Linked DNA regions of Mus musculus: region 1 is linked to region 2. The links are chromatin loops, found by intact Hi-C in ENCODE. Cell type or tissue: gastrocnemius. All regions are shown on one strand. Links, peaks and the distances in the headings refer to the core of each region. The heading gives the core; the rest is flanking DNA.

Region 1 (5,377 bases), core at 241-5,240, 76 kb after region 2:
AAACCTCTAAACAGTCAGGCAGCCCCAATTTAATGTTTTTCTTCATAGAAGCCGCTACGGTCATGGTGTCTCTTCACAGCAATAAACCTCTGCTAAGACTGGGCTCATTGCCTGAGATAGACCCTATGCTTCCCGTTCTCCATCTGCATCTATTTTATGCAGTGTTGTCCCCAGTACACTGTAAGTAAGTCACCCACCCAACTTTATATTAACAAACAATTTAGCTTTTCTTCCATGCTATGAGTTGAGGTAAAATGCTCAGTTTTGTACATTAAAAAAAAGTATTTTTTCATTAAAATTGTTCCTCTAAGGGACTATAAAACTTTGTATTTTTGCAAAAATAAAGGTGCAAACATTATAAAGTAAACCTATATTCAGAAGAGAAGATGAAGTATTGAACATGTTTAGAAAAAAAATCTTGTGTGATCAAACTGCACATTTGAGATGTATTTCTATATTAGCTATTTTTCTCATCGCTATCACTAGCTGAGGAGCAGCTATAGAGAGGAAGGGTTCTTTTGGGCCACAGTGTGAGGTGTACAGTCCATCCTGGCAGGAAAGACCTGTGGCATAAGACTGGGGCAGCCAGTCACAGTGGCCTAATCTGGCTGATAATGAAGATTAAACACCACACGACTTGAGATCGAGACAGGGTTTCTTAGTCTGACCCGCCCCAACTCCAGTGTCTACCTCTGTAGGTCAGGCTGGCTCAAACAGGAGGAAACCCTCTTCTTGGTCGTTTGTTTTTCTTGACACCCCTGAAAAGAAATAGCTATCACAAACTCTCCAAGGAGTGTAACAATGATCTACAGGATTCTAGTATGTCTAAGATGCGTGTTCGCTAGGGCTTCACTTCCCTGTGGGGTGGTGACCTGTGGTAATCTTTTCACTTTCCTACCTTTTGGGGCAGAATTCCAGTCATTGTATGATAGTTGTCTTATTTATAATTACAATAGTAACAGAAAGACCTATTGTTATGTGTTGATGCCAAAAGTTTCAATGACGACTTTTAAGAAATCAGGATGTAATTTGTACAGCCTGGTGCTTCTCAACCAAATGTCTCACACCATCTAAAGACAAGCTTGTAAGAGTGCGGTTACTCCTAGGCACACACTTATCAAATCATCTGAAATTAATAAACTGGAGGAAGGGAGGAAGGAGACATATGCAGCTTTTCAGTTACTTCCTTGTTATATAGTCTTGCCAAACCCCTCTTAGGCAAGACCCTGTTTGCTCAGAAGGCTGTGCATATAATTGCAAAAATCTGTCAGAATCATAGGATTCAAAAGGCATCAATTATTTCTGTCAACAAGGAAAGAGTGACGGCTGCCCGACTCTGCAATCATTAGGAAAGATGTGCTCAAAAGAGAAGAATGCAGTCAGGGAGGGCTGGGCAGCTCCAGGTTACTTGAAAACTGAGCCCCGCGCTATAATTTCACTCCTCCTCTGTCTGGACAGAAATATTATATTTTTCATTTCATGCAGTGCCATGGGCATGGTAAGACATTATGTAACTGGGTCTGTCTCACTGTATAATACTCAATAAACAATTTCAAAAGACCAACAGCATCAGCAATTTGATGTACAGGAAACTAACTGTTGCATCTTTGGGTTTTGGCTGGAAGCAGTGTTGTGCAACCAGTTTTGGAACTGACTTGTGTTCAAAATTATATTCCCAAAGGATTGCTATTCACACCACCCAGCCACTGGATTTCCCTTGATGACGACTCTCTTAAGTGTATTAAAACGGCAAAGTTACTGTGCGGACAGTTCCATCGGGGTAATGGGACTTTCTCGTTCTCCTCCCATTTTATTTTTACTTTTCTCTCTAACATTTCTGAATTAGACCCAGTACTGATGGCAAGTGGGAGTGAGAAGTGTGAGGGCGATGTGTGACTGAGACAGGAGGATCATGTAGTTTGAGTTCTACCTGTTCTTCATGGCCAACCAGGTATACAGCAGAGACCTAACTTCAAACTAACCAACCGAACACTCGCCACAACACACACACACACACACACACACACACACACACACAGAGAGAGAGAGAGAGAGAGAGAGAGAGAGAGAGAGAGAGAGAGAGAGAGAAGGGGGGTCTGGGGGGACAAGCACGGGCAGTTTTGGGGACTGAAGAGATTGCTGGCTCCAGCAAGCTTAGGGTCAGGCTGGTTCTTTACTTGCCAGCCTCAGTTTCCTTATAAACAGGCAATAACACCTACCAAGACCTACCCGTGGGATTTGCAGGAAGGCCACAGTTGACCTCTACAAAGCCCCTAATTAAGCAAGTCACTTCAGGGCAGGAATATTTCACCAGTTGGCTCGCTGTTGGCTTGTAACTTGCGGGCCAGTCTTGGACAAGGATTGGGCTCAGAGACCAGGGAAGTGAACTTGGTAAGAACAACGCCTGCGTGCGCCCCTGCGCCCCGCGGATAACTGTGGCTGAGTTAGGACACTTGGACAGAAGAAAGTGTTAGAACCGAGGCATGGAGGAAGGCCGGCGGCAGAGGCTGTCACCGAGGCTGGCCGGCGCCGCCCCGCCCCACCCTGCAGACCGGCCGAGTTCCGGGCGGCGAGTCCCAGCGCCCGCCCTTCTTCCGCGGCCCCAGCTGCGCCAGCTGCGCGGGGACCCCCGAAGTCGCCGCCGCCGCAGAGTGTGTGCCCGCGCCCCAGGCCCGCAGGTAGGAGCTGCCGGGGCCAGGCTTGCGGGACTTCTGAGCCCGCAGGACGTTCGCGGTCCTCGTGCTTCATCCCGCCTCTCTTGCCCCTCTCACCAGCCCTGTCCCTGAAGTTCCCTTGGGAACCCTGGAGTCCCTCCCATAGTCTTAATTCCTGTAGTGTCTGCGCTGGCAAGAGCCGCGCGCACACTGACCGCAGGCGAGGACCGCTACCCTGAGAGCAGAGCCGGGTCAGCTGCTGATGTCCTAGCCCCACTCCACTCTCAAGTCCCTGCAGATCCGGGGCGTCCTCTGTAGGATGCACCCCACCCCACCTCCTCGGGTCCCGGGCTCAGTAGATTTGTTCGCTCCCGCTAGATCGTCCCGCGCTCCCTGAGCTCCTTAGCACTGTGGGCTGACCGGGATGGCGACAGCACCAACATCCCGGACCAACCAGGAAGTGCTGCATTCCAGTGGCTTAGAGTCCAGCTGAAGCACAGTGCCGGGCGCCGAGCCACACAGCTGCTGCCTCGGGGCCAAAGATGTGCTGTGCTGAAGTGGAGGAGGGACAGGGGTAGCAATTAAAAGAAAGGCCTGTGTTAGGCAGTTGCTATTTTAGCTCCGACCCAAGATGTTTGGGACTGACTGTTCCGGGTCAGGGAGGGACCTTAGGAGGTCTCTAAGCCATGGGACGGTTTGTTTGAAACAGTCTTCTGTAGCTCAGGCTGCACTCAAAGGCTATGTAGCCAAGGATGACATTCCTGGCCCTCCTGCTTCCATCTCTTAAGTACAGGTCAAGACTTAGAATTTGGCCAGCCCTTTCCCCCATACCCTAGGGCTACCTGCCACGCCTACGTTTGCCTTCCTCACCCCCGCCTCCCAATCTCAGATCACTGCCAGCGGCCTTCTTTCATGAAGCTCAAAACATAATCTTAAGGACCACAGGAGCTTCTGCATTCGACCATTTCTAGATCTTTCCACAGGACGAAGAGCGCTCTTAGACAGCCAGGCCCACCAATTTCAGCTTAGCCAACTCCTTATGACCTTCCCAGGGCCTCTGGAGACTAGCTACCCAGGAAATTCAGAGAGATATTCAGAAGTCCTGACCTGTCAGAGGTGCTGTCAAGGAAGCCTGACGGGTGCAGAGAGCCTAGTTTGAACTAGTCTGTTATGCCTACTTATGCAAGAATCTCTTTCCATAGTACGTGCTTTGTGGCCCACGAGTGAGTTTGTACTCAACTGTTTAGCTTGAATTTGTAAGCAGCCTTTAAATGGTGTGTGGGGACCTTTTAAATGGTTATGTAAGCGGGTATCTGAATTTTTATGAGCCAGTACAATTAGCTTTTCAAATAAATAGTGCGAGTGGAGAAGGTTTTGAGGAGATGGTGTCCTTGCTGTGTTGTTTCTGGCATCAGCGTTTTACACACACTGGTGTTAAGTTCTCTACAGGCTCATTTAGGTTGATTGATTTACTGATAACTAGATGAGTACTGCCTAGTTAATGGACAGCCTGCTCATCAGACCTTTACCGAGAATGCATTTGTGTATGGTCTTAGTATGTAGTATGAATGCTCTTATGCAACTCTGTATGAGAAAAGCATTACACTGACAATTCACCTACCTCTAATTTCAACATGTTTTAAGGATTTATTTTATTTTTAATGATGTGAATATGCTGGCCTGGGTGTGGGTTATGTGCATATGGTGCCTAAGAAGGCCAGAAGAGGCTGTTGCTCAAACTGGGCGCTGTGAACAGGACTCAGATGCTAAGGAAAGGCAGGATGTGCTCCTAATGGCTGGGCCATCGCTTCAGTCCCATTTCTACCCTTTTTCATTTTTTTTTAATTTTAAGTTTTATTTTTATTTTATCAAAATAGACACGTAACTTTGCCATCTTTACAATTTAAAAATAGATGTTTGATCGCACAGCTCTGCCAGTGTGCTACCATCTCCCCCCAGTCCATTCCCAAAGGACTTCTCGACTTCCTTACAAGGTTTAGTAACACTTATTAATAAAGACTGCATTGCAAGCTTCAGTTTTCTCACTGAGTAAGGTTGGATTCTTTTCACAGAGCTTTAAAGAAATTTTATATAGTCTCTTGTATGACCCTGGATGGAACTCACTCTGCTGGTGGCGATTCCTATGAATTATCCATCTTTCTGCCTTTGCTTCTACCTCCCAAATGCTGGAAGTGTAGGGCTGCATTATCATCCCCAGCTCAAGAAAGACACTTTTTTTTCTATATAGCTCAGGCGAGCCTCTCTTTAACTCGCTGGGTTGCAGAAGGTGACTTATGCTTTTGAACATCCTGCCCCCACCCTGACCTAAGTGTTGGGACCCCATGCACACACCAGCATACCTGGTGTTGTGTTGTACATGTTAGGGGTGCACGTGACTAACTGAGCTACATTGTCAGCAAGAAATGCACTTTTAAAGAGCACACATAGAAGGCATAGCCAGATAGGGGGCGCCTGGTAAGTTTTACCTCCATGGGTTGAGGAAGCTTATGTGAGGGTCAGTTGGTAAGCTGATTGGGAGTTGTAGTGGAAACACTTTGCGAGTTTAGCTGTCTAGAGGTACAAACAGAGAAGGGGTTTATTCTTAGTGTTCCCCCCTCTGGATATGTAACAAACAAACAAACAAACAAACACAAACAATCTCAATGTTGTCCCCTTTAGCCGTACAATAGTACCAGGCAACACCATGAGTGAGCCCAGCTAAA
Region 2 (5,377 bases), core at 138-5,137:
TGCTTTTCACCTGCCAAGTCCCACAATGCTTTTCACCTGCCAAGTCCCACAATGCGTTTCACCTGCTAAGTACCACAATGCTTTTCACCTGCCAAGTCCCACAATGCATTTCACCTGCCAAGTCCCACAATGCTTTTTCACTGCTTTAACACTGTGAGCTTTAGAAGTTTGAAGGAATTGATACTATAACTGTAGAAGACACCGTAAAGATCTACCTGTGAGGGAGAATCCTCTCTTCATGGGATGCCAAAGGAGCAATGGGAGTCTTGTTTATAAGAAGGTTTATAGAAGAGAAAATCGGGGGAGGGGGATTGTTTGAGCTTCTACAAACTGGAGATGGGTGGAGTGTTCAGAACAAAGCAGGGGTCATCCTGGAAAAATACTGGCAGCTTTGATCTTTCTCCTTGTCTAGAGCAAGGGGAAAGGGTAGTCTTCAATGAGTCTGCTCTGTGTACTTTAGTTAAACAACACTTTCAACATGTGTGAACAAGCATGAGGGGTTATTCAGATGGCAAAAAATACAAGCCTTGAATTTTGTGATTTTTACACCCATGTAAAAATAAATTCCCTTTCCCTATCGAGTTAACTGTGGACATCATAACTACTTAAGGGGAGTGACCAGAGACTATAAGGATGACAACTTGGCAGGAAAAAAACAACCTCAGTAATATGGGCATTTTATGTAAAGTTCTGTCTCTGTAGGGTTTTTTAGTGCTTCCTGGCCTTATAACAACTAGAGCTTTTAATACATCTTGGGGATAGTGACTCATTTAAAGAAGACACTTCCCCTCTCCAGGAGAATAGGGGAGAGGTTGAGGGAGAAGACGAGGGTTTTGAGCCATCCAGAGGATAGGTATCCATGACTTTCCCAGAGAGCATATCTGTCTTTGCGTGGTTCCCACGAGTAATTGTGGAATAACTCCCTGGAACCCAGATTAGAGGGGCCACCTGGTACCGCTCAATTGTTGGACAGTTGGTCTGGCATGATTGGGACAGTCCTTGTAGTGTGTCATCCATCAAGGCGGCTAGGAAATGACATTATAAAAGGGATTTATTGTCAACTGGTTTTTTGAAATATATATTAAAGTGTCAAGGAGCTGCGATACTCAGTCTTAGCTGTAGTCAGTGTTTGGTGGCTTCTGCTAACTCCCAGGAGGACCTGCGTGAGGAGAACAAAGAAAATCGACAAAAGCTCTAACTGAGACTGTCCTTCATAGCCACCGTGCAGTCCCTACTGGGGCATGACAAGTAACAGGCACTCGGTTACAGAAAGCAGCCGCCCAGCCAGTGAGCAGAGGTATAGAACGCAGAAGCTAGTTCTCCAAACCTTGGTACCAGCCAGAGGTAGGGCCCTGTGGTGCAGCCTCTTGATGTGTTGGCCAGAGCCCTTAAAGCCTTGCCTTGGTTCAGGGCTGAACCAATTGGCTGGAATCCAGGTCAGGCTATGCCACTGGGGAGGCTGGGAGCGGCACTGCACTTGGCACGTTGTCCAAGATCACTGGGCTAGGCTGCAGCCTAGCTCGCTCAGGGTTCCTGTTCAGGCCTGTGAGCCTTCTCTGGCCTGTGCTGGTGCCTTAAGGACATCTTTTTGTCAATGCTGCAAGAGGATCTCTATGTTTTGGGGGTGGTCACTCAGGAGGCTCATTTTCCCAAGTTTCATAACCAGGCAGATTTTTCACATTTAAATTTCTGGGTCTACCCCACAAGGAGAATATCTACAAACTCACAGAGCTTCTTAGGAAAGTGTTATCATCTACTCCAACCTGTGTCCTAGGACAAGGCCTTTATAGCTGCTCCCGCTGCTTTGAAACAGTCTTTCTAAGAAGGAAGAGGAGGAGTGGGGGGAGGAGGAGGAGGGGAGCTAAAGAAACTCACAGGAAAGTTCTATGTCTCTCGAGGACCACACAAGTTCGTAGCTGACTCCCCACACCTTCTAGTGCTTATGTGAGTGTATGGGTGCTGGGGAGAGTAGACCCTTCCACGGAGATGCCAGCAAGTTGTACAGAGACTGGTAGAGTTCTGTTTCTTTGGTCTGCTATTACCCTCTCTGCCCAGGTGAATAGGCCTTTCTGTGCATGTCTCCAGAAAAGTCAGGACAGCAGAGTCATAAGACATTTGTTTCAGTCAGAAAAGGGCAGATGTAGCTCTGCCTAGGGATTGGCAGTTGGACACTGAAGCAAGGTTTAAATCCTCCTCCTTCCCCTTGGACCAGCCACAAGACAGTCAATAAATAGTAGTGAACCCTGACCTAGGTCTAGGGAGAGTCTACCATTCACTTCCCAGACTCCCCACTCCTGTTCTCCAGACTCTCCCCTCTCATTCTTCCCTCCACCTCCCTCTCCCTCCCCCCAACCCCCAATCCCTGTTACCCTCTCTTCCAAGGTGCTCTAGCCAAGGATATTAACAAAGAGGCAGGAGCTGAGCTAGGCAGGCCCTTCCTCTGCAGATTCTGGGACTTGCTGTGGCTGTCAGGCTTCTCTACTGTTGTGATTGTTTTTGTTTTTGTTTTCTTCCTTCATGGAACTGGATCGCTGCTCTGGTGTCATTTGCTTCATTGCATTGCAAGAAAATGATGTCATACTGTGGGGCCCTGGTCCATTTCCCAGCTTCTAACCTAAGTCTCCTGACCTTTCTCATCTGCCTGCTCTTGGAGAAAATGAAACACATTGAAGCATACAGGTCAGCAAACCTCAGGAAGGCCTCTGCGCCTCCAGGATGGGCAGGAACGTTAATGACCCCCACACAGCCTTATCTGGTTGTCACATGGCAAGGACCCCCTGCCTGAAAAATGGGGGAAGGAATGGCTTCGGGTTGTGCTTGCAGTTTCCTGGCAGAAGCCTTTCTTCCCTTACGGTGGCTTTAATTACTAGTGTCGGTGTTCAGTGTAATTCTGGCTCCTCCCATGGTTTCTGCTCTTTGTACTAAAGTCTGTCCGAAAACTTAAATCTTACACGCTGCACTTGTGTCTTCTTGTCTGAGGACCGGTGAGCCCTCAGCATGAGTGACATTATGGAATTACTTCCTGGCATGTCAAAGGCTGAAACTGCCCCGTCTTTCAGGATTGTGGAGAGCCAGGCTTGGACTGGATCGCTGCTCTGGTGTAAGTTTTCCTCTGCCAGGAAACCAGTGCTTGCGCATCATTTGCATACAGCCAATGAGAGCCATCTACTGTTCAGAGGAGGTTTTGGAGCTTGTATGACGACATCCTGGAAAAATCTCAGCTGGGGAAAGGCGACTTTTCCCCCCTCTCCCTAAGCCCCATCTTAAATAGTTTCCTTCCCACAGCCCATATGTCCACATTCAAAGTAAGAAACCCAGCCCATTCTCCTGCCCCGGCCCCTGTCCCTAGCTCAGGAATCTCGACAGCCACACAAAACTGGAAATTGGCTGTTTAAAACGAAGGTGCCATATTCGTTCCAGTCTGTAAACTAGACATTTTTTGGCACACAGCGCTGAAGAATTAACCCTTTGATTTCTCCCAGACAAGGGCACAGTAAAATGCCTGTTCTTTTCTTTGTGACCAGAATGGCAAACACCAACCTGTTGCAGTTCTTAACATCGTGAATGGGGTTCTGGTTAACCTAAGGCATATACGATTGTGCTATTTCACATAATTCCGCGAAAACTGGATAATGTTCAGGTTTCTGAAACTGTACACATTTCCCCCAGATTTTCTTCCCTCAGTTCTAGAAAGCAACTATTGGACTGTCCATGTCTTTGAGGGTGTGGTAGCACCCAGAGATCTGGCTTGTTGGTAAAATGTCTGAAGGTCAGCTTTAATTATTTCAGCACTGAGTGGGACACAAGAAAGCAAGATGTAGGTGCATGAATAAGCAGGGTGCCCCATACTGAGGGGAGAGCTTAAATGTTATTAACTCGGACATTATACTAACAAGTCCCTACGTGTGCAATCACCAGACCACGGCTAGAAATCTTATCGTTCCATTACGGGGCAGATAACAGTGTGGTGATCGAAGACCCGGGGCCTGGGAGACTTGCACTGGATTGCTAGATAGCAATGTTTCAGCCCTGTGCCCTTGAAGAAGTCACGAAGCCTCTCCCAATCACAGATATCAGATCTGCAAAATGAAGGTGTTTATGTCTTATGTCTGAAGTGTTATGTCTAAAGTGTTTACTCTGAATGTGTCCGTTTTCAGATGAGTGGGATCCATACTGACTGATGTTTGAAGACATGTACTAAGTGTGTGGAACGAAGCTCGAAGCCTTGAACTCTTACATGATGCGTCTGTGTGATGTGTACAGGTGTGCATGCACCACACTGCATGCGTGAAGTCAGAGGACCAAGTTGTGGAGTCAGTTCTCTCCCTCCCCATCAAATGGGTTCAACAGAACTGATCACAGACCTGGCTGTTAGAGTCCAAGCTGCACCACCGGGCTTTTTGTTATACGTTGAATCCCATTGATTCTTTCAGCAAGACTGAGTTAGCAATTCTGATGATCCCTATTTGACTAGGAGGAAATTGAAGTCTGTCTTAAAATGGAAGAGGAGGAAGCTTCCCTGCTGATTTGAAAGCCCAGTTGAGTTTCTGACTCAGAATAACCGTGTGTCGGACTGTAATGGGTAGCAGCAGCAACCTGGTGGGACAATTCCCTGAGACCTCAGAAGACTCTCAGTTTGTACAGTTTCCCAAGCATGCTGATGGTCCTATGAGTGGTCAACGACTCAAACCCACCGCACTGAGCTGTGGAGAGCCACAGACATAAGGCCAGGACTAGAGACTCTAGGAAGCACCTCTCTGATGCATCTAAGAAAGATGTCTCTATTGTAGTCAGCTCACTGCCACGTGGAGTGTCTTCCTGAGAATCAGCATATAACGGCCACACAGTTCTCAGGGATTTGAGAACTCAGCCTCACATGTATCCAAGGTTCCTTCCAACTACAAACTGGTTTTTGTTTGTTTGTAAGGTTGAATTTTTTTTTGTATTGTACCTTTAAAAAATACTTATGTGTCTGTGTCAGTGGGCAGTCAGAACAGTATGCATGTGGAAGACAGTAGACTGCACGCAGGAGTCGGATCTCTCCTTCCACCATGTGGGGCCCAGGGATTGAGGCCGAGTTGTCAGGCTTGGTACAAGTCTCTTTACTGGCTGAGCTGTCTTGCAGGTCTTCTGACTGAATTTTTAAGACACCTCATCATACTCCAGTCTAACCTCAAATTCACTATGTCGGGGAGATGGCCTTAAACTCCTGATCCTCCTGCCACTACCTGCAATGTACCAGAATCTCAGGTGTCGCCCTCACACCCAGTTTTATGGAGTGCCAGGGATCAAACCCATGCCTCACCCATGCTATAGGCAAACTATTCTACTAATGAAGGGACAACCTGAGTTCTTAAGTAGATATTAGGTCAAAAAC

Evidence for each region. A loop is a pair of places that touch in the nucleus more often than their neighbours do. Peaks named below come from ENCODE experiments on the same cell type or tissue, not always from the same donor. Only the 100,000 strongest peaks of a DNase experiment are listed, where the experiment ranks them.
Region 1: it touches region 2 in a loop (2.1-fold over the local background); 6 of 42 quality-filtered maps call a loop at or near these places.

The regions. Positions count from the first base shown.
Region 1 is chr3:27,936,073-27,941,449 of GRCm38, forward strand. It overlaps Pld1 (phospholipase D1), which reads left to right and starts at 2,608. Exons shown (of 27, transcript NM_001164056.1): 1 at 2,608-2,678. In gastrocnemius, for the core only: no CTCF peak of the experiment used is centred there; DNase peaks (open chromatin) are centred at 2,597, 2,883 and 3,081; H3K4me3 peaks cover 2,152 bases; H3K27ac peaks cover 4,125 bases.
Region 2 is chr3:27,860,367-27,865,743 of GRCm38, forward strand. No RefSeq gene overlaps it. Among named protein-coding and RNA genes, the nearest start is that of Gm26040, 5.1 kb to the right of the region's middle. In gastrocnemius, for the core only: a CTCF peak has its summit at 3,166 (motif pointing left); DNase peaks (open chromatin) are centred at 1,449 and 3,128; H3K4me3 peaks cover 1,177 bases; H3K27ac peaks cover 1,541 bases.